Regions from separate parts of the Mus musculus genome. Here region 2 is linked to region 1. The links are chromatin loops, found by intact Hi-C in ENCODE. Cell type or tissue: left cerebral cortex. All regions are shown on one strand. Each heading gives the region's core, and the rest is flanking DNA. Links, peaks and the distances in the headings are about the cores only.

Region 1 (7,624 bases), core at 980-5,979:
TGTGATTGAACACCTTACTCAGGTGGCCTCTCTTAACCCTCAGAGTATAAATTATCAGATGCTCTGAATAAAGTTGGCTACTACATGAGATTTTAGTTTGCCTTAGGCCCCAAAAGCTAGTGAAGTAAACAGAGGATGGGAAGATTCTTTTCACTCATAGATCCCAACCCATCACTCAGGGAAGTCAAAGCAGAAATTTAAGGCAGAAACCTGAAGGCAGGAATTGATGCAGAGGCTGGCCACGGAGGAGTGCTGCATACTGGCCCTTTGACTCTGGCTTGCTCAGCCTGCTTTCTTATACAGCCTAGGATCACTTGCCCAGGGTAGCACTGCTCACCATGGCCTGGGCCCTCTCACCTCAATCACTGGTCTAGAAAATGCCCTACGGAACTGTCTACATGCCAATCTGTTGGAGGCAGTTTCTCAATTATGGTTCTTTCTTCCCAGGTGGCTGTATTTTGTGTCAAAATGACAAAAACTAACCAGTACACCTATGATTGAGCTAATGCCCCACAACCACATTGCAAATTAGAGCTAGCTTCATCAGTTTAAAGTGCATCCAATTCCCTTGACCAGTGAGAATCTGAACTTAGCAACACAATGCACATTAGTATGTCTGTTGCTTTCCCTGGTGCTGTGGCTCACTACTGCCGATCAGCATCTTGAGAAATATCCAGACTGGAAATATTGCTAGGCTGGAAAAATTCCAAAATTCAAACTAAAACATGGCTTCCAGTGGCAAACATTCCTTTTGTAACACGGCAAAGATGAAAATTACCCTGAGTTGAACCATCCTGAGCCAGAGGCTATTGTTCTATATGCCAGCTCAGTGAGCTCATGGTGCAGTCTCGTTTGCTTAAAAGAACCTCTGTGTCTCCAAGAAGAAAGTTGCTTTTTCCAAATTTGCATGGTTGAAAGGGGGGTCACAGCCCAGCATCTCATAGGAGGTGCTACAGCCAGGCTCTTCTGTGACCTCAAGACTGCCTTTGAGGCAGCTCTGCCAGCTCAGGTCTGAGGACACCTCTCACAGCCCTGACCAGACTCTACCTGCTTTGAAAATTGCTTCAAAGCCACTGCCAGGCCCCCTGCTCTCCAGGATGCCTTTCAAACTAGTGCCTTCTTCCCTTGAGTCCAAATGGCAGGGCTGAGCAGCAGGGCTGATTAGCTTCCGAGAGCACACTTTATGCTGCCTCTTCTCCTTGTTTGAACTACAAAAGGGAATTTTCTCGTCTGAATAGCAGCTTCAACTTTCTGTCTTATTCTGTAAGAAGAGAAAGCACTCAGAAAGAGGAGCGATGCTGTCAGCATTTTTTTTTTCAATTTTCAAATGAGTTTCCCAAAGCTGGTGGCTTCTTTTGGTGGTCAGAGTGTGTGTGGGGGGGTGGGGTGGGGGGGGTGTCCAGGAGTTTTGTAAGAGCTGGGTCAGATCAGCTAGCAGTGGACAAACACTTTGAGTGAAAGGGTATCTGAAGGATGATTTTGTGTTTTGTTAGGGGAATGATTTATGGGACCAGGATGTCTAAGTCCTGTCAGCATTTCAGGGCAAGGTGAGTTAATGTCCAGGTGAGAGTCTCTTAAACTGGTGCTTCGTTGGTGGAAACACTGTATACAAGGCGAACCTGGGAAGCCACACTGGGGTCGTCCTTGGAGACGTCAGGGAGAGGCAGAAAGGTCACTGGGGTAGTCAACTCTCTCTCCGAAGAGTGCCAAGGCTGAAGAGGGTAAGTAACCTTTTGCAGTGGGTAAGAGTAAATGCTCTTGGGATTATGGATCGCCTATTGTCTGTTGCAATGCCAGGCTCTGCCTTTCCGGCACAAACGTAGGTATGGAAGGCATTTAGATGAGTGAGCTTGGCTGGTCCTTGATATAAATGTCCAAGGAACTGCTGGTACACTGGATTGGCAGCAGCATACAGTTACCAGCTTTCAGAAGGCCAGAAGAGGTGGGAGAACCAGGGTAACCGAGGAGGGTGGCCTTTCCTTAGCTTATTTGTGGGGTAGAGAGAGGAAGAAAGGGGAGATGAAAGGAAGAAAGAAAGGAAAGGGGGTGGAAAGATCAAGGGAGGAAGAGATGGGAGGGAGGGATGGAGATGGGGTAAAGAGAGAGAGAGAATTAAAATTCTCTATGACCCTTTATAACCAAATGACAACCTACTTTTCAGGTGTCTAATTACTTCTTGGGTGTCTATTCCATCACATGAGACTTCAAGGTATGAGGGACCAGTTGTTCAGGGTTCCTGTTATGGATAGAAACCCCAAACCCATCTCTAAACCCCACCCAGGGATTCCTGGCAGGATCTGGGTTTCCTTGTTGCTTTGTTCTACTTTCATCCCTGACTCTTTTTCTTCCTCTTCTTCTACCCAGTGAGTACCCGCCTGGATCACAGCTCTTATCCTCCAATTTCTGCAGAATATTGTTCACTGGAGACCACTTGATGTGGTAGGATTTGCTGGGAATTGGGTTTGAAAATCCCTTGGTCATTCTCGAGGGACTTCTCCCTGATTAGCATCCTCCCTTGTCTGAATCCTTCCTCTATGAAATGACAATGTTTTATGGTGTAGCAGACAAGGTGGTAGTGAACATTCTTTGAGGCAGAGAGAGAGTACCAGGACCAGTGTACACTCACAGGAGAGACTAAGGGGTACAGCAGTAGAGAGAACAGTGGGGATGACCCGAAAAGAGGCTATGTGAAGGGGCTGCTGACATGAGAGGTGATTTTCAGTGGATGGGAAAGAGAAAGGACATTCAGGGCACAGGGGAGAACTTAGAAAATGCTAATAAGGCCTCCAGGAGGGAGTCCATCTTCATACATCGATTTCATTGGCCTGTTTATTAAACTCATCTTTTCTTTTCAAAAGGAAAAGCTATAATTAGTTTCCTAATCTTTATTTTCTTGGGCTATTGAAGTATTTTGAATCAATATTCTTGAGATATTCATTTCCTTGAAGTGCCAGAAACAATGAAATAAGAAATGTTTTTATATAAAAATTCAATTACGAATATTAAAATGCTCCATGTAACTAGATCTGTAAGTTGATGATAAGCATTTTCTGAGTAAAAAGTCTGGCTGTTAATGCTGGCAAAAACAACTCTTTGTCTACATTTGCAAAGGAGCAGTTTCACAGAACAGCATTGCCATGATGGACATGTGTGGGAGCCTCCTCTGGTTCCAGTTTCCTCTAAGTGGAGGTGGTAACTTCTGTCTTGGAACCCACATGACTCTGGAGGAAAGTGACTATACTACCAGCCTGCTGGGACACCTGACTTGTGTAGATTTGTCCATTCCTCCACCCCTCAGGTCACAGCTCACAGTGAATGTCTAGTCAGACCCGGCCCAGCCAGAGCAAGGGGTTCTTCTGGGGTTCTTGAGAGAGGCATCCTCTCTTCTGAGTGGGCACTGTGTGAATGAGAGAGCAGCCTACTCAGTTGCTGTGGCCCAGAAATAAGCTAGCCCGAGGACAAAATAGAGCCAAGAACTTGGAGAAAACAAAGCGAGGGCTCTGAGCCATCCAGAACAATTGGATCACATTGTGCCTAAAGCCTGCCACCTCCGGAATTTTCCTTTATTGTTGAAGGCAAGTTGTGTTAGATTTCCATTCTAGCTGTTGTGTTTCTTGAAAACATCCTCAATCTGTATTCATCTTTTATGGTGACCTGTGAGGACCTGGGCTCAAAAGTGCAAGGAGCTCAGTCGAAGGCACCTAGAGTGCCCTGGTTAGTAATAGTCTGGATGTTTTCCATGTATCCAGAATGTGCATGCAAAGAGAACTCGGCAGTGCAGAGGAGTCAAAGGCTTGGGGAGGTTGCTCATCTGCTGTGTTGAGAATTTGTAGCAAAAGCTCCAAGGAGAAGGCACGGCTGTAGTGCTTTTATTGGATCTCGAGTCTCATCCAGACGACTTCCCTGCTGGGCTGTGTTAGGCAGGGACTGGGAGGGAGCACATTGGACCAGCTTCCTAAAGCTCAACCTGGTTAATGAGGGGTGCAGAGTTGAGGAAATCAACTCCTCAAGGGCCCACGGAAGGCAGCAAATCGTTTTCTTCTCATTAAAAGTAGTATATGAGCATCGTAGATGGTGAAGAAAAGTATAGCCCAGAAAAGCAGCAGTCATTTGAATTCCTTCACTCAGGTGTTCTCTATTGGTATCTGCGCATCCTCGCACATTCCAAATGTATAATTTTCTGTCAGAGCCATTTTCCCTCAAAAATAGTATCTTTGTAGTCAGTTCCGTGGTTGCATAATGTTTTGCTGTTGGGTTTTCTTTGCATAACTACTTCTCTTTTGTTGAATATTCAAGTAATTTGTCAGTTGTTTTTCTTTTGTTTAAAGGAGACTGCTTGTTAGGGCATTTTAGGCTCCGAGGAAAATTGAGGAAAAAGGTAGAGATTCTGTGTACAAATGCATGCTGTTTAGAGCCATCTTCTTGGTCGCTTGTCCCTAAGGTTGGCTTCTCTCCAGGCCAGCTGAGTGGGTTGTCCTCTCATCCACACAAAAAGGAGAAATGAAGCCTTGTCCCAAGAGCCACTGCAAGGGACACCACTGCTCTGATCAGGCCAACCCTGGCCAGGTACTCACCTTGGCTTCCACCTGACGGATGGAGGTCCTGTCTACCCAGGATAAGCATCCCAGAATGACAGGCAATAGAGTCAGCTTTCCTGGACCTGTATGAATCCCAACATCGCTAGATAGAAATCACTTGTCCCATCAGAGTGGAAAGTGTTTAATAATTATGGATCTGGTGTCTCTCCAATTTATAACAGGGTTCACTCCACTCACTCTGAGTTTAGCAGATTTACAATGTCCGTCATTATAGAATTATGAGGTAGTTTCATCATCCTGAACATCCTTCCCTCTACCCTGACCCCTGGTAGCTGCTAATCTTTTGACCATTCCCATAATACTGCCTTTTACAGAATGTCATACAGTTGACATTATATAATAAACATACAAGCTTTTCCATACCAGTTTATTCTAGTTAGTGATACAAATTTAAGTTTTTCCTGTGTCTTCTCATGGCTTGATAGCACATTACTTTTGGTTGTTGGATAATATTTCATTGCTTAGATTTATCACAGCTCACTTATCCATTCACCAACTGATGGACATCTTGGTTACTTCCAATTTTGGGCAATTTTGAATAAAAATTCTAAAAACACTCATGTTCGGGTGTTTTTATACATATATATAGATATAAGTTTTCAGTCCCTTTGAGTAACTATCAAGGAATGAAGTTTTCACTTTTCTGAGCTGAGTTCCAAGGTAGCCAAACCTTACTGGGTTGCCATCAGCAGGGACTAGGAATACCTGGGGTCCCTAAGATCTTGCCATCATTTGACATGATCAACCTTTGAGACCCCTTTATTTCCTTGAGGTATATTTTGCAGATCAGAAATTAAAATTTTTGTCAAATTATACTTATCAACTCTTTTTTTTTTGTAATTTTCTCTGGTGTGTTGTAACATGTCATCATTGAACTGAAAGACATCTAAATTATTTTAATTTTCTTTTATAATGTTTTCTAAGACTTTTATTTTCAGTTTGAGGTTTTACATTTATGTCCATGGACCCATCTTGGAAGTATTTTTTCTGAAAAGGAGTGGTAAATTTGTCTTCTTCCTTCCTTCCTCCCTACCTGCCTGCCTGCCTGCCTTTCTTCCTTCCTGCCTTTCTTTCTTTCTTTTCCTTTCTTTCTTTCTTTCTTTCTTTCTTTCTTTCTTTCTTTCTTTCTTTCTTTCTTTCTTTCTTTCTTTCTTTCTTTCTTCCTTCCTTCCTTCCTTTCTCTCTTTCTTTCTCTCTCTCTTTCTTTCTTTCTCTCTCTCTTTCTCTCTCTCTTTCTTTCTTTTCTTCCCCTTTCTTTTCTTTAATTTCCCTTTTTCCTTTTTGCTTGTAGACTTCTAGTTGTTACAGTACATCTACTGAAAAGTCCATCTTTGTGCCATTAGATTATCTTTGCCCCTTGCAAAGACCATGTGCTGGTTAGCTGGTTAGCTGGTTAGCTAGTTAGTTCTTCCTGTCAATTTGTCATAAATTTCTCACATGGAAAGAGGGAACCTCAACTGAGGAGTTTGGTCCAACAGGTTTTGCTATGGAAACGTCTCTGAGACTTTGTTGTTTATTTTGGGTTTTTTATTTGTTTTGTTTCTTTTTGATGTTGTTTGCTTGCTTGCTTGCTTGTTTGCTTGCTTGCTTGCTTGCTTGCTTGTTTGCTTTGTTTTGCTAGTCAGGGTTTTTCTGCATAACAGCCCTGGTTGTCTTGCAACTGCTTTGAAGTCCAGGCTGGCTTAGAATTGCAGAGATCAGCCTGTCTCTGCCTCCACGAGACACTTTTTTTTCTTAATTGCTAATTGATGTGGTAGTATCCAGCCCATTGTAGGCAGGTCCATCCTCAGGTAGGGGACCAATGTTAACGTAAGAAAGCTAGCTGGCAAGTCAGAAAGCTGCATCCTCCATAGCCTTTGCTTTGGTTCCTGCCTTTGGGCTCCTGCCTTGAGTTCCTGCTCTGACTCCCTTCAGGATGGTCTGCAACCCGGAAGCTGAGATAAATCCTTTCCTCTGGAGTCTGCTTTGTGTCCTGTTTTTATCCCAGCCACAGAGAATCAATGAGAACAGATCACTTCATTAGATTACGTGGGCTTATTTCTGGTATCTTTATTCCTTTCCATTGATTCACTGATTTATTCCTTCACAAATACTGTGACTCCCTGTCACATCTCAGAGAAAATTAAATCTCCAGTTCTGTTCTTTCTTCAGTATCCTCTGGGATATCCTGGACCACTGGTCTCCTTATATTAATTTAGACTTTCTTTATTGATACCCACAAAATAAATTGCAACGAGTTTGGTTGAGTGGATTGAATCTATACAACAGGTTGAGAAGACCAACATCTCAACACTGAGTTTTCTATTCATGAACAGTGTCTGTTTCTCCATTTGATTCTTTAATTTCTCTCAGAGTTTTATAGTTTTCTTCACAGAGACTTTACATTATTTTATTATATTTAAATCAAAGTGCTTTTGAGCATGCTTATATACACAGCATTGTGGGGTTTTCTTTTTTAAATTTACCTGTTCACTTCCCTTGAATAGGAAATTAATTGCCTTTTGGGTACTAACACTTAACCTTCTAGGCGTGCTATATGAATTAGTTTCAAGAGGTTTTAAACATATTTTTAGAATTTCTAAATAGACGATCAAATATCTCTACATACAAAGACAGCTTCGTGCCTACTTTCACCATCTGCATACTTTTCATTTCTATTTTATATTTTGATTCATTAGTCTGCTCTTCAGTTTAATCACAAGAAGAGCAGCGAAAAGAGGCCAGCTTGGCTTGCTTGGGGTCCTAGTGGCAAAGTGTTGACTTTCCCTGCATTACGTGTGAGTTATCCGCAGACTCTTATAGAGAGCGTTATTGAGTTAAGGAGACTCCTATTAACTTCCAGTTTGCTAAGACTTTTTTGTTTCATTTTGCTTTGAAATTTGGGTTAGTGAAGAGTTTGCTAGGTGCCTTGCAAGCACTTCTTGATATAACTGTGGTGGCATGTGGAGGCCAGAGGTTGACACTGGGTGCTCTCCTCTATCACTTTCCATGTGTTTTGGCACAGCATCTCTTCACTGAACCTGAAG
Region 2 (7,624 bases), core at 1,314-6,313, 61 kb before region 1:
GGCTCTGTTACTTTATTCATGTTATCTGACTCCCATACACTAAAGCTCAGAAGTAAAATCAAGACAGAAACAGCCCCCGCAAATCAGCTGCCTGGAACTAAAGAGAAACCTTTACAAATAACTCCTGCATCCGATAATAAATTATACTTGATATTGAAGACTACCTGGAGGGGAAGGATGTATAAGAATGAAAATACCAAACTTTGGTGCTTGGAAATATAACTTGAAGAAAAATTACACATTTTTAAAGCAAACAAATATAATTAATGTGTCAAACAAGCATGACTCCTTTCACTAGGAAACATTCTTTTTTTTTTTTTTTTTTTTTTTGACTATTCCATTGACCCGTTCTGTGCTGAGGACCAGTGAAGATGTAGCTTGTGCTGCTTTTCTGGTCACTCTCACTAGGTCAGTATTTTATAATCATCTCAGAAACCATTATGGCTGCATCAGCTCTCCATCACTAAGACCATACCTGAGACAATCAACTTACAAAGACCAAGGGCTAATTTTGGCTCCATGATTTTAGACTCAGGGATCTGTAGTCAGGAAATACATCACAGTAGGAGCGTGTAGTGGGACAGAATCAATCACCTCATGACCTAGAGTTGGAAAATGAAGAAGAGAGACTAGGCTCCACTGATCTCCTTCAAGGGCACACAGCCTATGACCTCAAGAACTTCCCTCTAGACTCCACCTCTTAAGGTGACATCAAGTCTTCCATATGACGTTTGGGAGTTACTTCTGATCCAGTCTACAACTGTTGTTTTAAACAACTTAAAGTCCCTAGTACTTCTCCTCCTGCCTTCCTCTGCTCCAAGCTCATTTGAGTCTATGTCTGTGGGGAAGGAGGCAAAGGGATAGAGTACAGAAAATATAAGAGAATTATTAGGAGCGTGTTGAACCCTTCTAAGTTGGCCCCATGTGTGTTGTTCTTAGAATGTGTTTAAATTTAACTCCTTTCCAAATGAGTTTCATTTTCATGGTTTCTTAAGAGGTTCCTTAAGAGATTTGAGTGTGAAATGTCCCCCCATAGACTCATGTGTTCAAACACTTGTTCTCCAGCTGGTGGCGCTGTTTTTGAAGGTAAAGGGATCTTTAGGAAGTGGGTCATTAAGGGCAATGGCTTTGAGTTGTTTTTTTGTTTTGTTTTTTTGTTTGGGTTTTTTTTGGTTTTGTAACCAGCCATCTCAGGCTTCTAGCATCATGACTTACCTACTGTGATGATCTGTATTTCCTGTAAGGCAAAGTAAAACTTTCCTCTCTTAATTTGCTTCCTGTCAAGTATTTAACAAGAGATGTAGTACAATTCCTCTGCTGAGTCCTAGATTAACAAGGCTATTATTTCTCAAGCATGACTTCTTCTGGCCTAGCCTTTCATAGCCCCTCAGAGCTTCAGCTCCCTGGGATGGAAATTCTATGACTCTCTAGGGCATCTCTCTCCCCTGTTGCCATTAGCTTCTGTAGCTTTCTCGAAGGTGGGTCAGGCTCTTGTTTTATGTGGCCCTCTCTGGAGATAACCTAAAAACTGCCCTCTGGCCTTCTACTAATTTGGAGTCAGCAGATAACATTGTTCATACTGGCCCTTGAAGACAGGTCTGACTTAAAGCATAGCTCTCTGAAAATAAATACAAATCTAAAATGTGTTTTGAGTTTACCATTGCTTCCTTTTGATGGTCATTTTACTAATGAGTTGTCAGCCTTCTTTAAATATCCTTCATGGCTCTCCATTTCCCAGCTGACTGTTGGGAGCTTATCTGCTCAGCCAACACCGCAGTATGGGAGTGTGTTACACAGCAAAGAGTTATAAACAAATAAACTAAGAATCTACTTTGAAAAGTCAAGAAGTGTCAACTAAGTAAATCCAAAGAAGTTGGGAAAAAAGATAGTAATTAGGAAACACAAATATTCGAGTTGGTAAACACATGTAAGCAGTAGTTTACATGGGTCAAGAATTGTCCAATAAAACTGACAAATTATTGGGAAACAGCTCTAATTACTATAAGGGAAAACATTACTGATCCAAAAGATGTTTCTGTTTACAAAAAAGAAAATTTAGTGGACTGAGTGTTCCAACACCTCTCACTCTCCAATTGTCTATTGTCTCTGTGTTATTTCCCACATCCTCCAAGAAGCTGCTTCACTAATAAGGGTCGAGAGAGGCACTGATGTATGTAGTATAGCAGTATATCATTAGGAGTCCGTGTTACTACTGTGTTTCTTTAACAGAATGATCCTAATAGATGTTCCCCAAGGCTTGGAACCTATCTAGTCTCAGCTTCTTAGCCACTCTAGCAGTGTTGGGTATAAATCCATCCCGTGCAGTAGGGCTAAAATCCAATCAGAAAGTTATAGGTAACTCCCATAACCTTTGTGCCACCATTGCACCAGCATAGCTTGCAGGCAGGGTTTGTAGCTGGGTGAGACTAATGATTAACTTTCTGCTCCAGTAGCATGCAAAGTGCCCTCTGGCACTAGAACTTGCTAGCTCCAGGGGTTCTAGCTTGATCTCTCCATGTCTCATAACATAGGTGTTGTATTCAGCAGTAGGGCTTTACTGTCAGATTGTAGAGATTAACCAATAGCCTTGGAGTACTCAGTCCTAAATGGAATATCTTCATCAAACCCCCTAACCTTAAGACTCAAGGATCTCTAATCAGAAGAGAAGGTAGAAAGATTGGAAGAGCCAAGAGGAATGGATGACTTCAAGAAAGCAGTGTCTTCCAGACACAAGAGTAATTATACACATGTGAACTTAAAGAGACTATGGTGTAGCATGCACAAGACCTGCACAGGTTTAAACATGATGGGGTCCCAGCTCTAACCAAGAGGCTATTTGCAACTGTTATCAGCTGGAAAGGGGGAAATCAGTTTCCTCTAGTATAACATCACAGAGAATAACAACCATACTCTCCCTAGTTCAGGCTCCATGCTCAGGTAGGAGTAGTTGGGCAACACAAAACGAATTCCATGGGTTTTGTGTGTGTGTGTGTGTGTGTGTGTGTGTGTGTACACTCACACTCATGAGGGTGCATGCACAAATGTGGAATATCTCTTTTGTTTGTTTTTTGACATGGTTTTTTTTTTGTCTTATTGTTTTTCTTATTTTTTGTTTTGATTTTTATTTTTGTGTTTTTGTGGGGTGTTTTTGAAAGGCAGAGAAAAAACATAAAGCAGAGTCAGGGAGGATCTGAAAGGAGTTAGAAGAGGGAAAAATATGATCAAAATATATTGCATAAAAGTTCTTTTCAATAAAAAATTTAGTGAAATTAAATTTGAAAGATGAATTAAAGAAGTATTTTCTAAGAACTATTAGTGATCAAAACTGATCCGAAACTTCCATAAGAAGCAAATTTTATATTAGAAACAACGAAAGAATTTGAGAAAGTCATAAAAAACAACTTCTCCTCAAAAGCACCAAGTCCAGATGGTCTCAAAGGTAAGTTCTTTCAAATGTTCAAGTAACAGATGATTTTGATACTATTTAAACTCTCCCAGAGCCTAGAGAAGGAGCGAAGGCTTCCAAATGCTTTCTCTCTCTCTCTCTCTCTTTTCCAAAACCAGCATAGCACAGATACCCAAATTTGACAAAGCACAAAAATAGAAAAACGTTAGACAGATCTCACTTGTGACCATGGTTAAGAGGGAAGAAAAATGTAAATGAAACAATGGCAGACGTTTCCATAGCACACGCAAAGAATAAAGCACCGCTGTTAGGTGGCCCCCATCCCCCAAAACAGAGGCCTTCAAAACTTACGAAATTGGTTACTAAGGCATACCATCTTATATTAATCCACCTATGGCGATTAGCATAGGGCAGACGTCGTAGCTGCCAGAGAGGGCTGTTTAATGCACTTGATCTCTGTTGCTTCATTGAAATAAGCTGACCAACCTCACGTCTTGGGAGTAGATGGTTAGACTGACTTCCCTCCTTGTGGGTAGCCAAGACTTGGCTTTCACTGCTTGTTCCTCTGTCCTGAGGCAGGGCTCCCATAGTCCCATATTGGTTGGTATAATTTTCCTACTGCTTAATGAAGAGATTGTCTGAGATATGAACAGACTTTCAATGCTCCAAACAAAGAAAATATCAGTGTCCCTAGCTGGGGATTTGAACTGAAGAGATCTGAGGAGATAGCTTCCTTCTAGACCATTTGGCTATAGGCAGTTCTGGGGTCCTGGAATCCAGCTGCCTTTCTTCTGCCAGTGGATCTCAGCTCCAGAAGTTAGGAAAGGTCAATCGATGGGGATTTATCCAGCTCAAAATGTTAGTAGTGTTGGGTCTGAGCAACCTAGAGTGAACATTTCCTCCATGGCCTCCTGAGTGAATTCCCTTGTAGCCCCTGCAGTAGCTCTCCTTGTCCTCATAGCACAGACAATAGAATGCGGAGGAGGTCTGGTATGGCTCTGTACAAATGATGTGATTATAGGTCTCAAGACAACTGACCAAAAGACTGTCAGAAACAATGGGAGAAATGAGGAAACTGGTAGGTTCCAACATTAATATCCAAGATGAACAGTTTTCCTGATGCTAAAAATATGCACTTGAAAGTTCAGGATGTTAGCTCGGGCCAATTGTGCCCCCTAGGAAGATGCCTGGTCTTCAGGGTCATAGAGAAGGATACTTCCAACAATAACGAAGACCTTGCTGTTTATGGTACTATTAGATATTGGAGGGACTAGTACAGCTTCAAAATTAACTAATGAAGAAAATCCTAACTAAAATTTCACAAGGTTGTTTGAGAATCTGGTAAAATGAAACCAAAGCGTATGTGGGCACAAAGCCTGCAAAAATAGCTAGAAAGTTCTGATGGGGAAAACTAACACAAAAGTGGTTCAGCCTCATTAAGTACAGAAATACTAAGGATTCAGTAGTTAAAGCAATTTGCTGCTGGACAAGAAGCAAGCGGAGTGATGGAAAGAATCTAGACAGAGTCTAGAAGCACACTCTAGTACAAGGAGTGCTTCCTTTGTAGAAACTCATGAGACAGCTCTCTAACCGTCTGGCGAAAATATAATCTCAGCCCTCTTCTCTTGGCTATAACTTATATTTCCAATAAAAGATTCATTTTCAGAATCTATAAATAACCCTCATAAATCAATGAGGAAATGGATGAAACATCAGATGAGTCATTTTACAACAGCAGGTGTTTGAAGCACTGACAAACGTCAGAAACGCACTTCTATTAAAACCACAGCACAGACCATCGTGAAGGTTCCTGCCTCACTTCTAGCATCCAGGATGCAGAGCAGGCTGATCTCTCTGAGTTCCAGGCCAGCCAGAGCTACATAGTAAGACAATGTCTCAACAAACAAAGAAGCAAATAAACAACCCATCCAAACCACAGTGGAATACCATTCAACTCCCACCAGACTGATTAATTTGTAACACTGTCAGTACCAAGTGTTAGCAAGATGGAGTGAGTAACTGAGACTGCTGTTAGAGTTTAGAGACTGATTGATAAATTCATACTCCTGGTCGAGCAGTGGTGGCACTCCTCTTTAATCCCAGCACTCGGGAGGCAGAGGCAGGTGGATTTCTGAGTTCGAGGCCATCCTGGTCTACAAAGAGAGTTCCAGGACAGCCAGGGCTACACAGAGAAACCCTGTCTCGAAGAACCAAAAATAAAGTAGAATAAAATAAAATAAAATAAAAAAGTCATACACATGTTCTACACAGCTGCTTTTCAAACTAGAACATGGTATTTAAGTATAACACACACTGTACTACAAATGAACTCTGGCTATATGTAATAAACATGCCAATGAGCAGAAGCCCACATCTCAGAACTAATGGATGGTTACCTTTGAAGGACATGTGGGTAAGACTGGGAAGAAACTCAAGGTGGGGTACTATTGGCATTGTTAACTAATATGGGTAAATGTCTTAGTTAGGGTTTTACTGCTGTGAACAGACACCATTTTGGTTTTTTCGAGACAGGGTTTCTCTGTGTAGCCCCGGCTGTTCTGGAACTCTCTTTGTAGACCAGGCTGGCTTCAAACTCAGAAATTTGCCTGGATCTGCCTCCCAAGTGCTGGGATTTAAGACGTGTGCCACCACGCCCGGCTTCCAAGACAACTCTTACAAGGACAGCATTTAATTGGGGCTGGCTTACAGGTTCAGAGGTTCAGTCTATTATCATCAAGGCAGGAACATAGCAGCATCCAGGCAGGCATGGTGCAGAAGGAGCTGAGCAATCTACATCTTTATCTGAAGGCTGCTAGCAGAATACTGACTTACAGGCAGCTAGGCCTAGGGTATTAAAGCCCACACCCTAGACCACAGTGTCACACCTACTCCAACAAGGCCACACCTCCAAATAGTGGCACTCCTTCAGCCAAGCATATACAAACCGCCACAGTAAAGGAATCTGGAGTAGAATTCACTGTTATATGTCTGCTATCATGAATAAAACCTACACACCTAGAGAAAGTGTCAAAGACATGAAGCTTGTTCTAATCAATCCAGACAAAGACCCTGGTCCAGCTGCAGGCCGTGTCAGCGGGGCATTTGTGATTCTGTACCCTTACTTGTACATGGACTGAGTGATGCTGACCCCAAATGGTTCTTATGAAAATTGTATGAGACAATGAATATGGAAGTATTTTGGAACCTGCAAAGGTGGTTGTTATGATCATTGCCATTACCCAGTATTCCTCCCACTGAGAAGGGCACACACAATGATGACCGCTGGCCCTGTGCTGCCTGAGCCCCAGTGGCCTCTTCTAGTGCATTATGGAGAATTCTCTCCTTATCATTTAAATCTGCTCCGGTTTTCCTCTCATCTCCACCCTCACCACCCCACTTCTGAGATTAATTCTTCCCTTAAACAATGGAAGATAGATGGATTTCTTGTTCCTTCAACTGATTAAAATCACTTCCTCTGTTGAGAGTCCATTCATGCAGAAAGAGTGCTTCCGAATGCTAGCCCAGCATCCAGCTTCGTGCCCTAGAATTGCAGCCTGTGATGTTTAAACATACCGCTTCCTCCCTAGCACCATCACAGAGACTGCAAATGCCCTGCCAAGGTCTGGGATGCTCCCCATTCAGCCACAGATGGAGGATGGACCAACTGCTGAGCCCCTCTCGGAGGCATAAGTCCCATTCTACAACATTCAGAAACAGGGCTGGGGCTTAGGAGCAAGATGTCAATAAAACTAAGTCATAGAGTCCCAGTTGCACAGACAGAATTTGAACCAAGGCCTGGTTCACTACAAAGCATATTCTAGCTGCTTGATTCCATGAATGCTTATTAAGTAACTGCATATATGCCAAGTGCTTGGATCCACAAGTGTTAAGGCTCCCTGTTTCCATAAGCATCCAGAAATGATAAATATATATAGTGAATGAACCAGTCACGCCTTAGGCACAATAGCAGGTGCTCAGAGGGAAAAAGACCTGAATGTTTATAAAGCACATTAGATTGATAAAGTGCCGCATGCTGTTTGAGGTTGCCAAGAAGCTAGCTTTTGAATGGGGGTGGGGCGCTACCCCATTTCAGACCCGAGCACATTTCTTTCAGTGTCCTCCTAGGCCCCTAGCCTGGGGATGTGCTGTCCCCACTATGACACAGAGGAAAGAGAACAACAAAACAGCCCAAGAATAAAGGCACCGTGTCCTTGATGA

What was found. A loop is a pair of places that touch in the nucleus more often than their neighbours do. Peaks named below come from ENCODE experiments on the same cell type or tissue, not always from the same donor. Only the 100,000 strongest peaks of a DNase experiment are listed, where the experiment ranks them.
Region 2: it touches region 1 in a loop (5-fold over the local background); 2 of 42 quality-filtered maps call a loop at or near these places.

The regions. Positions count from the first base shown.
Region 1 is chr11:71,648,761-71,656,384 of GRCm38, forward strand. It overlaps Gm33964 (a long non-coding RNA gene), which reads left to right and starts at 1,259. Exons shown (of 4, transcript XR_879992.2): 1 at 1,259-1,721; 2 at 2,365-2,439. In left cerebral cortex, for the core only: no CTCF peak of the experiment used is centred there; DNase peaks (open chromatin) are centred at 3,219, 3,438, 3,804 and 4,207; H3K27ac peaks cover 2,244 bases.
Region 2 is chr11:71,587,665-71,595,288 of GRCm38, forward strand. No RefSeq gene overlaps it. Among named protein-coding and RNA genes, the nearest start is that of Gm33351, 17 kb to the left of the region's middle. In left cerebral cortex, for the core only: no CTCF peak of the experiment used is centred there; a DNase peak (open chromatin) is centred at 3,553.